Regions from separate parts of the Homo sapiens genome. Here all the other regions are linked to region 3. Evidence: chromatin contacts called from ENCODE Hi-C or POLR2A ChIA-PET data. All regions are on one chromosome and are shown on one strand. Each heading gives the region's core, a stretch centred on a gene start or an enhancer-like site at or near the end of the contact. The rest is flanking DNA. Distances are from core to core; before and after follow the strand shown. Region 1 holds the start of CDT1 (chromatin licensing and DNA replication factor 1). Region 2 holds the start of CYBA (cytochrome b-245 alpha chain). Region 3 holds the start of ANKRD11 (ankyrin repeat domain containing 11).

Region 1 (3,437 bases), core at 926-3,425, 690 kb after region 3:
CCAGTCCTGGGCCAGATGCCCAGCACCTCACACCCACCCTGGAAACTGTGCGGCTCACAGATGGGGAAACCGAGGTCCCGCACCCAGCACTCACCCTGCTCCAGCAGTGGCTCGATGGTGAGCTGGTAATCTGACCTCCTGGTGCCATCCTTGAAGGTGGGGACACTGCGCTCCTGGCGGAAGCGGTAGGAGGCCGGGTACACGGTTTTGATCTGGCCAACATTGCACTCCTCAAAACGCCTATGGGAGGATGGGGGCGGCTCAGGAGGCAGGCCCGGGCCCACCCCCAACTCCAGGACAGCCACAGCCCACCCCCGGCCACTCACCTACGCATCATGTCCTGGACGCCCCGCTGGACCTTGGCAAAGGTGGGCGTCTCGGAGCGGTTGTGGAGCATGCCCACGATGGTGTCCATGCTGCGGAACATCTCCGCCAGCACCTGGTACTTGTAGGGCAGCACGAGTCCCGGCAGGCCGGGCTGGGCCAGGGCATGGAAGCGCTGGTAGGCGGGCGCCTTCTCGCCACTGTCAGGGAGGGAGGAGCCTCATGAGAAGCAGTAGGCCCCTACCCCTCCAACGCCACAGCAGGCCCCTCGGCCAGGGAGACCCTCCGATGGGGCCTGCCATGCCACACACGATGGCTTTCGCGGCCCTTGCACACCCACCAGCACTGGCACCGTTAGGGGTAGCAGTGGTGACGGGAAAGCCCGGCTCCACACCCCAGCTCTGCTGTGTCCACGCAGCTCCCCCAGGGAAGCTCTGCCCTCTCCCCAGCGCAGTTTCGTCAGCTCTCAGGGGCAGAGGCAGACAACACACCAATGCATCAGGAGCATTTGAAACCTGCCAGAGTCCCCGAGGCAGGAGCTGCCCCCCGCAGGAGGGACTGAGGGCACAGCGCCAGCAGTGCCCGGGACCTTTTTCTCAGGGGTCTGGGTCCGCGCCCTGGTGACCTCACCACCACCCTCCCTGGAAGGAGCAGACCTGGGCCTCTGACAGGCTCGCTGGGCCACGCCTGCCACCAACCCGGCCTTTGCCGGGGCCTCGTGGCCGCCCACCCAGCACTCACCATGGCTCCTCAGGGCGGCCCTCGGCCTCTGGGGTGCAGGACTCCCCAGCATCCTGGGCACTGGCCTTCAGCGCCCGGACTCTTGCCCCCAGCTCCCGGGCCCGTTGCAGGCATGACGCAAGCTCAGAGATGGTGTCCTTCAGGGGGATCAGGGGACACGGTGCCGTCAGGCAGGCAGGCAGGCCGGCACCACTCAGCCCTCCCGCATCTGCCCCAGGCCCCGCCCCTCACCTGGTCCTGCGCGGATGTCAGGTGGGGCGGCTGACCTGCTGCCGGGGTGGATTTCTTTATCTTCTGGCCCGGAGAAGGGCAGGCTGGGATGTCTGGGGCCTCGGGGGTACTGGGGCTGGAAACCTGGTGGGAGGGACCCCAAGGGTGAACTCATGACAAGACCTGGTGCTCCTGGCTCTGCAGAGGACCCCGAAGGATCAGAAGCCGCTCTGAGTTAACTGGGACGGGCATGGCTGGGGGGCTTAGGACTTCCCGTAGATGGTGGTCTGTGCTAAGGCCGGGGACACAGCCTTGCTCTCGTCTTCCGGGGCCGTTTCCAGGTCGGACCCCTGCCCTGGCCTCGCAGAGAAGCTGGACTTCCAGCCCCATCATCGGATCCCGGTGCAAGCCCCCCAGTGCCTCCTGCTCATCTCAGGAGCCAGCCAAGTCCCCAGTGGTGGCAGGGCGCCCCCAGGATCCCCCGGCCTGTCCCAGAGTTCCCTGCGCCCCGTCCCCCCCGCCTGTTTCCCCGCCCCCGTCCCTCCGCCTCAGTTTCCCCGAGCCCTGCCCCCCGGGCCTCAGTCTCCCCGCCCCCAACTCCCCGGCCTCAGTCTCCCCACGCCCCTCACCTCGTCCACCGACAGCCGCAGTCTCCTGCGGGCCGGTGGCCTGGCCTGGTCGCGTCCGGGGGCGGCGGGCGGGCGGGCGCGCTTGCGGCTGCCACTGGTAGCGGAGGCCGGGGCGCGGAGTGCGGGCCTGGCGGGGCTGGGGGTGCGGCAGGCCAGCTTGGGCGGCGCGATGCGGGGGGGCCCGGGGCGGCGGCGCGCGAAGAAGTCGGTGACGCGGCGCTGCTCCATGGCGGCGGAGTGCGCGGCGAAAGCAAGGAAAGAAGGAAGGGAGGAAGAGGCGGGCGCGGTTCCCGCCAAATTTCCCGCGGGCGCCCTGGCCCCGCCCCCGGCGCGGACCGAACCATCGGGGCAGAGCACGGGGGGAGGGAAGGGACGGGGCGCGCATGCGCGCTGGTGGGCGCGGGCACCGGCTTGGCCGCGCGCATGCGCCGACGTGCGGGCGTGGACTCGCCGGCGGGCGCCGTCGTGCGTGGGACTTTAGCGCGGTCTCCGGATCCCGCGTGTGGCTCCCACTTTTCAGGGCGTGTCAGTGGGGCCGCTGGCTTCAGGGTCAGAATGAGCGCAATCCAGGCAAACAGCAGCGCGCGCCTGACAAAACCCCGGCGCTGCCCGGGGGAGCCGAGGACGGCGCGGCCTGGGGGGCTGCAGGCTCGAGCTGGTAAAGGCGCTTCCCCCGCGGGCCGCACGCTCCTTATTTCTTTTTTTAAAACTATTTCTGGCTGGGCGCGGTGGCTCACGCCTGTAATCCCAGTACTTTGGGAGGCCGAGGCGGGCGGATCATGAGGTCAGGAGATCGAGACCATCCTGGCTAACACGGTGAAACCCCGTCTCTACTAAAAATACAAAAAATTAGCCGGGCGTGGTGGTGGGCACCTGTGGTCCCAGCTACTCAAAAGGCTGAGGCCTGAGAATGGCGTGAACCCCGTGGGGCGGAGCCTGCAGTGAGCCGAGATCGCGCCACTGCACTCCAGCCTGGGCGACAGCGAGACTCCGTCTCAAAAAAAAAAAAAAAACTATTTCTATCGAGGCGGAGATTACGTTGCCGGGTGGTCTCGAACTCCCCGGTTCAGTGATCCGCTCTCTTGGAACTGCCCCCTCCCAAAGCGCTGCGATCACAGGCGTGGCCTCCGCGATCCGCGTTGCTCGCTTTTTAAAAGGGTGGATTTGATATGTGAATTATTTCTCAATCAAGCTATTACATGGAAACGAAGAAAAGGGGCCGGGCGCGATGGTTCACGCCTGTAATCCCAGCACTTTGAAAGGCCGAGGCGGGCGGATCACCTGAGGTCAGGAGTTCGAGACCAGCCTGACCAACATGGTAAAACCCCCTCTCTACTAAAAATACAAAAATTAGCCAGGCGTGGTGGCGGGCGCCTGTAATTCCAACTGCTTGGGGGGCTGAGGCAGCAGAATCGCTTGAACCCGGGAGGCGAAATGGCGCCACTGCACTTCAGCCTGAGCGAAAGAGCGAGAAACTCCGTCTCAAAAAAAAAAAAAAAAAAAAAAAAGGAAAGAAAAGAAACTGCCTTTAGC
Region 2 (3,404 bases), core at 1-2,500, 840 kb after region 3:
TTTGCCAAGATGGGATGGGGAGGGGGTATGAGAACTGGCAGAGCCTCGGTGCAGCAGGGCTGAAGGGCTTTCTCACCCCAGCTCTGGCTATGCCCAGTTCTCTGAGAAAGGAGCTCAGTGGGGAGGTGGTCCCTCCAGCGGACCAGGGAAGGGGTCACCGTGCTGGGAGCAGCCTCCTTGGGCCTCAGGAAACCACCAAGTGCCTCGGATGGTGGCTGCCCACGGCGCTTCTGCTGAGACCCTGCCCCCGGCCCAGGTGTCTCGGAGGGTGGCTGCCCACGGCCTGGGTGTGGCTGGAATGGTGGCAGGAGTGGGCACCAGTGCGGCCCCGGTGGCCATGGGGAATAAACCAGCATTGCTGCCTCCGGCCTCCGCCGTTTTTCTGTTTCGTAAACCAGCATCCCGGGGTTCCTGCTCTGAGTGACCCTGGCACCTGTCAGGGAGTCCAGGTGTGCCCCATGAGGGCCTGGGGGAGGGGCAGGCTGGGCAGAGCCACAGAGGGGCTCCCCTCAAACCCCACATTGGCTCAGGTGGGACCCTCAGGAGCAACCCCAGGTCTAAAGTCTTCCCATGGGCGCTGGGCTCACCACCCCCACGCCAGCCCCTGCCTCCCGTACCCAGGCCGGACGTGACGGGGCCGTCCCTGCATTCTGTGCTTTCCCAGTTGTACACATCCTGTCCCCTCCCTCGAGTCTCAGTCACAGTTCAGTGACCTGGTGACGGGAGGCCCCCTGCAGTGTCTGACCCAGGCCACGCCTGTGCCAGCCCAGAGCCAGGGGGAGGAAATGGGGGCTGGGCCTCTGGTCCCCATGGGGAGGCCACCCTTGTCCTTGGTAGCATCAGGGTGCAGAGGTGTTCCCGGGCTGTAGGGGTGACTCCCCCACCCCCCAAGGCTCTGGAGAGGCCGATTTGCTCAGGAAGCCGACCTTCACACCTTGTCCTGCTATTAATAGACGCCTGGTTGACACGGGACCCTCGGTTGGGTCCGGAGCATTGGGCAGGGGCACTTGTCAGTGTTTGAGAGCTGAAGTTTGGGAAGCCCTGGGGAAGCGCAGGAACTCCCCGCCTGGGCTGGGGCTGCCGGGCAGGGCCCCTCCTATGCCTCGGCGTGGCTAGAGAGGGCGGGGGCAGAAGGCTCCGGGACAGCCCTGCACCCTACAGATGCGGGTCTCCGCCCAGCCGCGGTCACCTGGGGGGCTGGGGGCGGGGCCTGGGCGGGGCGGGGTTCGGCCGGGAGCGCAGGGGCGGCAGTGCGCGCCTAGCAGTGTCCCAGCCGGGTTCGTGTCGCCATGGGGCAGATCGAGTGGGCCATGTGGGCCAACGAACAGGCGCTGGCGTCCGGCCTGAGTGAGTGCACGTCAGGGACGGTGGAGGCTGCAGCCTGGAGGGGTGTCCCAAGACCCCAGCCGGGACCTCGGGCTACTTACAGGGTGGGGAAGTGGGGCGCCAGGCGGGCCAGGCCGGGCCGGGGTCAGGCCAGGAGGGTGCGGGGAACGGGGGCGGGACCCTCAGGCCGCGGGCTGGAAGGAGGAGTTCTGAGACCCCCAGTAATTCCCTTGCAGACCCTGCGGAGCGCGGCGCCCCTCCCCCATTCCCTTCTCTCGGTCCCCCGACTCCGCGAAGGAGGAAGTTGCAGCGCAGGGGAAGAGGCGGTTCAGCCCCGGTGGTTTCCGGGGTCACCGCCCCGAAGCCCCCGAGTGGGGGCTCCGGCCTGGGCATCGGGAGAAGCTCCCCTGCCCCTCGGTAGCCAGCTGGCCTGGAGGTCGCTCTCCCTGGGCTTGGGGTGGGGAATGGGCTCATGCCCTGGGGCTCAGCCCTTCTCATCTGGAGTCTGCGCTGGAGGCGGTCTGAGATTTCACAAGGCGCCGAAACCACCCAGTGACGGCCCTGCCCAGCCCAGCTGCACAGGCACTTTGCTCTTGGGGTGGGATGGCACAGCCCCCAGTCACCCTCCTGTGCATTTGCTCAGAGGTTCTGGTGAGGGCAGCGGACTCCATTTGGAAATGGACCCTCTCGGGACCAGGGCCAGGGAGTGTCTGGCCCAGCACGGGTGAGGCTGGGCTCAGGCGAGGTCTGAGGGCAGAGGCACCACTGCAGCAGCTCCAGGAAGGACCTGCACCGGGGGAGGAGTGCCTGGGAAGGGCCTGGGGGCTGAGGGTGAGGAGGAGGGGCCCGCTGCCACCACTCCCCTGGGGCTCTGAGCGCCCTCCCTGTTGTCTGGAGGGTGCGTGGCAGCTGGAGTGGGAGCAGAGACCTCAGGGTGGGAGGGCTGGAGGACGGGGCCCTGCAGCCTGTCCTGTGCCCAGGAAAGTGACCGCCTGCTTCGAGTCAGCGGCCAAGAAGTCGGTGGGTCAGTTCAGACAGCTCTCCCCAGAGCTGCCCCGTGAGACTCACCCTGCCTGCCCCGCACTCCCTACAGGAAGTAGACGGACTGAGGGCACCCAGCTGGGAGCCAGGAGACCTGGGCTCTAGTCTGGCCTCCTGCTGAAACCCTCCAGGGGCTCCTGGCCCGAAGAGTTAGAGCCAGACTGGACGCCCTGCACTGCCCGCCCTGGCCTCCCGGCTCTCCGGCCCCCTCCTCCAGCTGCCGTGCTTCCTTTCTGTTCCTAGATCTCCTGAGCGTGCCCCAGGGCCTCGGCACAAGCTGCTGCTTCTGCAGAGCCTCATGGCTGTCTCATTTATTTCTCAATTCAAATGCCACCTGCCTGGGGAGGTCCTTCCAGACCGTGCAGCCCCAGGAGGCAGCTGGCCCGGAGACAGCAGGGCCTTGACAAAGAGTCCCCCCTGTACACAGCAGGTGCTCTGTAAATGTGGCTGGGTGCCAGAATACGTCCTCAGACCTCCCTGGTGGCACCAGCGGCAGCTTTGCACCCTCTTTCGGATGGCAGGCTCGGGACCAGGACGGTCCCCAAAGATGCATGGACAATTGGCTGAGTAGACTCAAGGACACTGCCCTCCCCTCCTCCGACGCAGACAGACAAACCCAGAGAGTTAATGTGTAGCTGGGCTCAAACCAAGGATAGGAAATCTTCCAACAAGACCATGTGGAGACAAAAACAGAATGGCTGGCAGGGCAAGGTGGCTACACCTGTAATCCTAGCACTTTGGGAGGCCAAGGCGGGCGGATCACGAGGTCAGGAGATCGAGACCATCCTGGCTAACACAGTGAAACCCCGTCTCTACTAAAAATACAAAAAATTAGCCGGGTATGGTGGCAGGCGCGCATAGTCCCAGCTACTCGGGAGGCTGAGGCAGGAGAATCGCTTCAACCTGGGAGGTGGAGGTTGTAGTGAGCTGAGATCACGCCACGGAACTCCAGCCTGGGTGACAGGGCAAGACTCTGTCTCCAAAAAAAAAAAAAAAAAGAAATAAAATAGTAGGAAGGACCAGGCGCCGTGGCTCAT
Region 3 (3,269 bases), core at 556-3,055:
GGGGTCCAGGACTCTGAATTTCGTCAATTTTACCAAATACTTCGTCCAGTGAGGCAAATATGGAAACACTTGGATCACCTCTTCGTGAACGCACATCAGCGCATACGCCGGCTGTTTTTATCAGGCGCTCACCCCTCATCCAATGGCGTGACTAGTTGTGGGTGGAGCCCGAAATCTGGCTGCCTAGAGAAGGCTGAAGGTCCAGTTATAGCATAACTAATGTTTCCCCAGAGCTCACATACGTGCCAAGCACCGTGCTACAGCCTCCACAGCCCCTTCATTTAATCTTCCCGATGGGCCTATGAAATAGGTGCTCCTGGCCCGCACCGTGGCTCATGCCTCTAATCCCAGCACTTTGGGAAGCTGAGGAGGGAGGGTCGCTTGAGTCCAGGATTTCAAGACCAGCCTGGGAAACACACAGAGAGCCTATCTCTACGAAAATTTAAAAAATTAGCCGGGTGTGGTGATGCCTGACTGTGGTCCCACCTACTTAGTAGGCTAAGGTGGGAGGATCCTCTGAGCCCGGGAAGCTGAGGCTGCAGTTAGCACTGCACTCCAGCATGGGCGACAGAGTGAGACCCTGACTCAAAAAAAAAAAAAAAAAAGAATAGGTGCTACTTGTAGTTCCCATTTTACCCACCAAGAAACTGAAGATCTGAGAGACAAAGCCTACAGGGTGACCGCTAGTCACTGGTAGGGCTGGGATTTGAACAGGGGCGGTTTAACAACTGATCTCTCGACCATAATGCGTGTTGCCCAAGAAAAAAGACCGTCCTCACGGTCCTATCCACTCCGGACTTTGCAATTCCGTTATTTCGTAAATTGAGGCCTATAAATAGTTTGCTTACCCGTTGTCTTAGTCCCCAGTAACATGCAGAACTAAAGAAGAAACTGAAGGAGCACCGATTTTGTTCACCTTGCTTTTTGGTTTAGTTCTGGAGGAGAACACAGGTGCACTTAGAACAGGATCCACACTTACCAGAGGCTTGATTCATTTTAGCTGCAAAGAAAACCAGTCCTCGTCTACCTTTTTCGCGTGTTGGAGAACTAACTAGCAAGGCAGGGAATGCGGTTCGTGGGCGCTTGGCCTCCTCAAGCGGCTCAGGCTCTCAGAGCGCGAGGCCCAGGGGCTCTGGAGCCGCGGCCGCGACGCGCCCGAGGGCCGTTCTCTTCGACGGCAGAGCAAGAGTCACCGCGCGGGAGCCCCGAGCGACCGCCCCGCTGCCCCGGTACCCTCCCCTCGCAGCCGCCCAGAGCTCTTCATGCCCCGTGACGCCCGTTAGGGCAGCGCGGCCGGAGGCCGGGCCGGACGTGGCCCGAGATGTCCGGGGGCAGGCAGAAGACCACGGGCACGCGACAGGCAACCGCCGCCTCGGCTCTAGAGGTGGACGTTTTGTCTCCCTGCGCTTCAATACCAGATTTTGTTTCCAGACGACATCCCTGTTGCTTCCGGCACTTGGAAAGACCAATCGTCAGGCCCGAGAATGCAAGACCCACCCTCCTTTGCGACGGAGGCAGCCAATCCAGTTGCTCGCTACTTCCAGTGTCGCATGCGCCCTTACGCAGGACCCTGCCCAATCGTTACCGGGACGTCCTCCTAGTCCCGCCTCCGGACCGCCAGAGAGGCTGTCAATCCCGCCTCTCTCCTTCACTCCATTAGCGCACTAACTCACGGCGCTGTGACGTGCACAGCCCCTGCGGCCGGCCGGGGCGGGCCAATGGCGGTGGCGGATACGGCGGGCCAATGGGCGGGAGCGTCTCATGCGGCCGGCTCCCGCCGCAGCCGCCGCTGGGTCCTGGAGCCAGAGGCCGCCCTGAGACGGTGCGCGATGGACCGAGGGCCCCAGCCGGGGAGGCGCCGCCGCCGAGCCCGCGGCCAGACGCCCCATCAGTAGCGTCCGCACCGGGAGCCGCGGCTCTCGCCCGAGCCGTGGGCGCGCCCGAGGGGCGGGCTCGCCTCCCGCCGTCCCTCGCAGCTCTGCCGGGCCCGAGCCCGCGCCGCCGCCGCCGCCGCCTTGCCGCTCGGGCCGCGCGGCCCGGGAAACGCGGCCGCGGGCTGCATGGGCAGCGCCCGCGCCCCGCCGCTGAGCCGTCGCGGAGCCGCGCAGCCCTCGGAGCACGGTGAGAGGCGCCGCTGGTCTGGGGGCGGTGGTCGGGGCGGGCACGGGGCATTCGCGCGGCCTTGCGGCCTGCAGGCCTTCCCCGGCGACGGAGCTGCGCCGCGGGCCTCCGGGCGGGCCTGGGGGGTCGGGGCCGGGTGGGCGGGGGTCTTTGGGGGCCCGGGGCGATCGTGAGGGACCAATAATGGGTCCCGGAGCGGGCCTACGGGTCCGGGTTCGGGGCAGCCGGGGGTCTTTGGGGGCCCGGGGTGGCCGTGAGGGGCCCATAGGGGGCTCCGGGGGGGGCCTGGGAGGTCGGCGGAGCTTGGGTCGGCCGTAAGGGGCGGACGGGGGCTCCGGGCGGGCCTGGGTGGCCGGGGGCCCGCGGCGGCTCTGAGGGGCCGATTGGGGGCTCCGGGGCGGGCCTGGGGGCCGTGGGGGCCCGGGGCGGCCGTGAGAGGCGGACAGGGGGCTCCGGGGCGGGCCTCGGGGGCTCGGAGCGGCCGTGAGGGGCGGACGGGGGGCTTCGGGGCGGGCCTGCAGGTCTTGGGGACCTGAGGCTGCCGGGAGGGGCTGCCAGGGGGCGCTGGCCGGGCGCCGGGTTCTGCGGAGCTGGGGCGCCGACCTCTGACCCGCGAGAGGGGCGCCTTCGCCGTGCTGGTCGTAGTTGTTATTCTCAGCGTCCCTATTATTATCGCTGTTTTGAAATGAGAGCAGGCGGCTCTCGGGCTCCGAGCCGGAGGGGGAGGGCGAACTGGGGACCTGGGGGCGTCGGGGTTGCAGGAGGCGCGCGTAGGCCGAGGAGGGGCAGGAATGCGGGCAGCCGTGTGGGGGGTGTTAGGGGGAGGGTAGGCGGGCGGGTGTGGGGGGTGGCTGGGAGGAAAGCGGTGGCGGTGGCGGCTGCAACAGCAGCCCTTGGCCTCAAGGAACAATGTGAGACGTTGCCTGAAATGTTAATTTCCGTTCCTCATTTCATCATCCCCTGGCAGGGCGGTAGCTGTGTGTGTGGTGTATGTGTGTGCGCGCGCGCGCGCGCGCGCGTGTGTGTGTGTGTGTAGGGTTGGCCCTGCCACATTGATTCAGTCCCCTCTCAAAGAGGGATTGTACTGTTAACTCTTGTGTTTGTGTTATTTGGGAAGGTTGGTCGGGGGGAGTCTTGATTTTTCTCGA

The links. Hi-C counts contacts between places; a loop is a spot of excess contacts on that map. ChIA-PET counts read pairs that join two places held with the same protein, here RNA polymerase II (POLR2A). Pooled maps may share reads with other maps.
Region 1: a loop to region 3 is called in a pooled map, with 6 times the contacts of the local background. The contact joins the promoter of CDT1 here to the promoter of ANKRD11 in region 3. A Hi-C loop is called at or near these places in 2 of 168 maps with a recorded cell type or tissue (K562 and naive thymus-derived CD4-positive, alpha-beta T cell), 12 of 37 single-sample maps with no recorded cell type and 14 of 50 pooled maps. POLR2A ChIA-PET finds 5 or more read pairs at or near these places in 4 of 52 experiments (CD4-positive, alpha-beta T cell, H1, activated B cell and 1 more).
Region 2: a pooled map shows a loop between it and region 3 (11-fold over the local background). The contact joins the promoter of CYBA here to the promoter of ANKRD11 in region 3. A Hi-C loop is called at or near these places in 1 of 168 maps with a recorded cell type or tissue (CD8-positive, alpha-beta T cell), 5 of 37 single-sample maps with no recorded cell type and 10 of 50 pooled maps.

Annotation. Positions count from the first base shown.
Region 1 is chr16:88,802,527-88,805,963 of GRCh38, reverse strand. CDT1 (chromatin licensing and DNA replication factor 1) reads right to left here and starts at 2,175. Exons shown (of 10, transcript NM_030928.4): 1 at 1,905-2,175; 2 at 1,297-1,419; 3 at 1,066-1,202; 4 at 327-524; 5 at 95-240. The coding sequence starts at 2,132. RefSeq lists enhancers at 1-743, 744-1,627, 2,346-2,921 and silencers at 1,984-2,093, 2,174-2,413.
Region 2 is chr16:88,648,899-88,652,302 of GRCh38, reverse strand. It overlaps CYBA (cytochrome b-245 alpha chain), which reads left to right and starts at 1,250. Exons shown (of 6, transcript NM_000101.4): 1 at 1,250-1,347. The coding sequence starts at 1,290. It overlaps MVD (mevalonate diphosphate decarboxylase), which reads left to right. Exons shown (of 10, transcript NM_002461.3): 10 at 1-363. RefSeq lists enhancers at 651-800, 228-1,122, 1,123-2,016, 2,017-2,912 and silencers at 1,061-1,340, 1,491-1,640.
Region 3 is chr16:89,489,097-89,492,365 of GRCh38, reverse strand. ANKRD11 (ankyrin repeat domain containing 11) reads left to right here and starts at 1,805. Exons shown (of 13, transcript NM_013275.6): 1 at 1,805-2,121. LOC101930112 (a long non-coding RNA gene) reads right to left here and starts at 1,396. Exons shown (of 2, transcript XR_933895.4): 1 at 980-1,396. RefSeq lists silencers at 1,086-1,135, 1,256-1,345, 1,546-2,025, 2,600-2,649, 2,730-2,839 and 1 more and enhancers at 2,231-2,745, 2,746-3,259.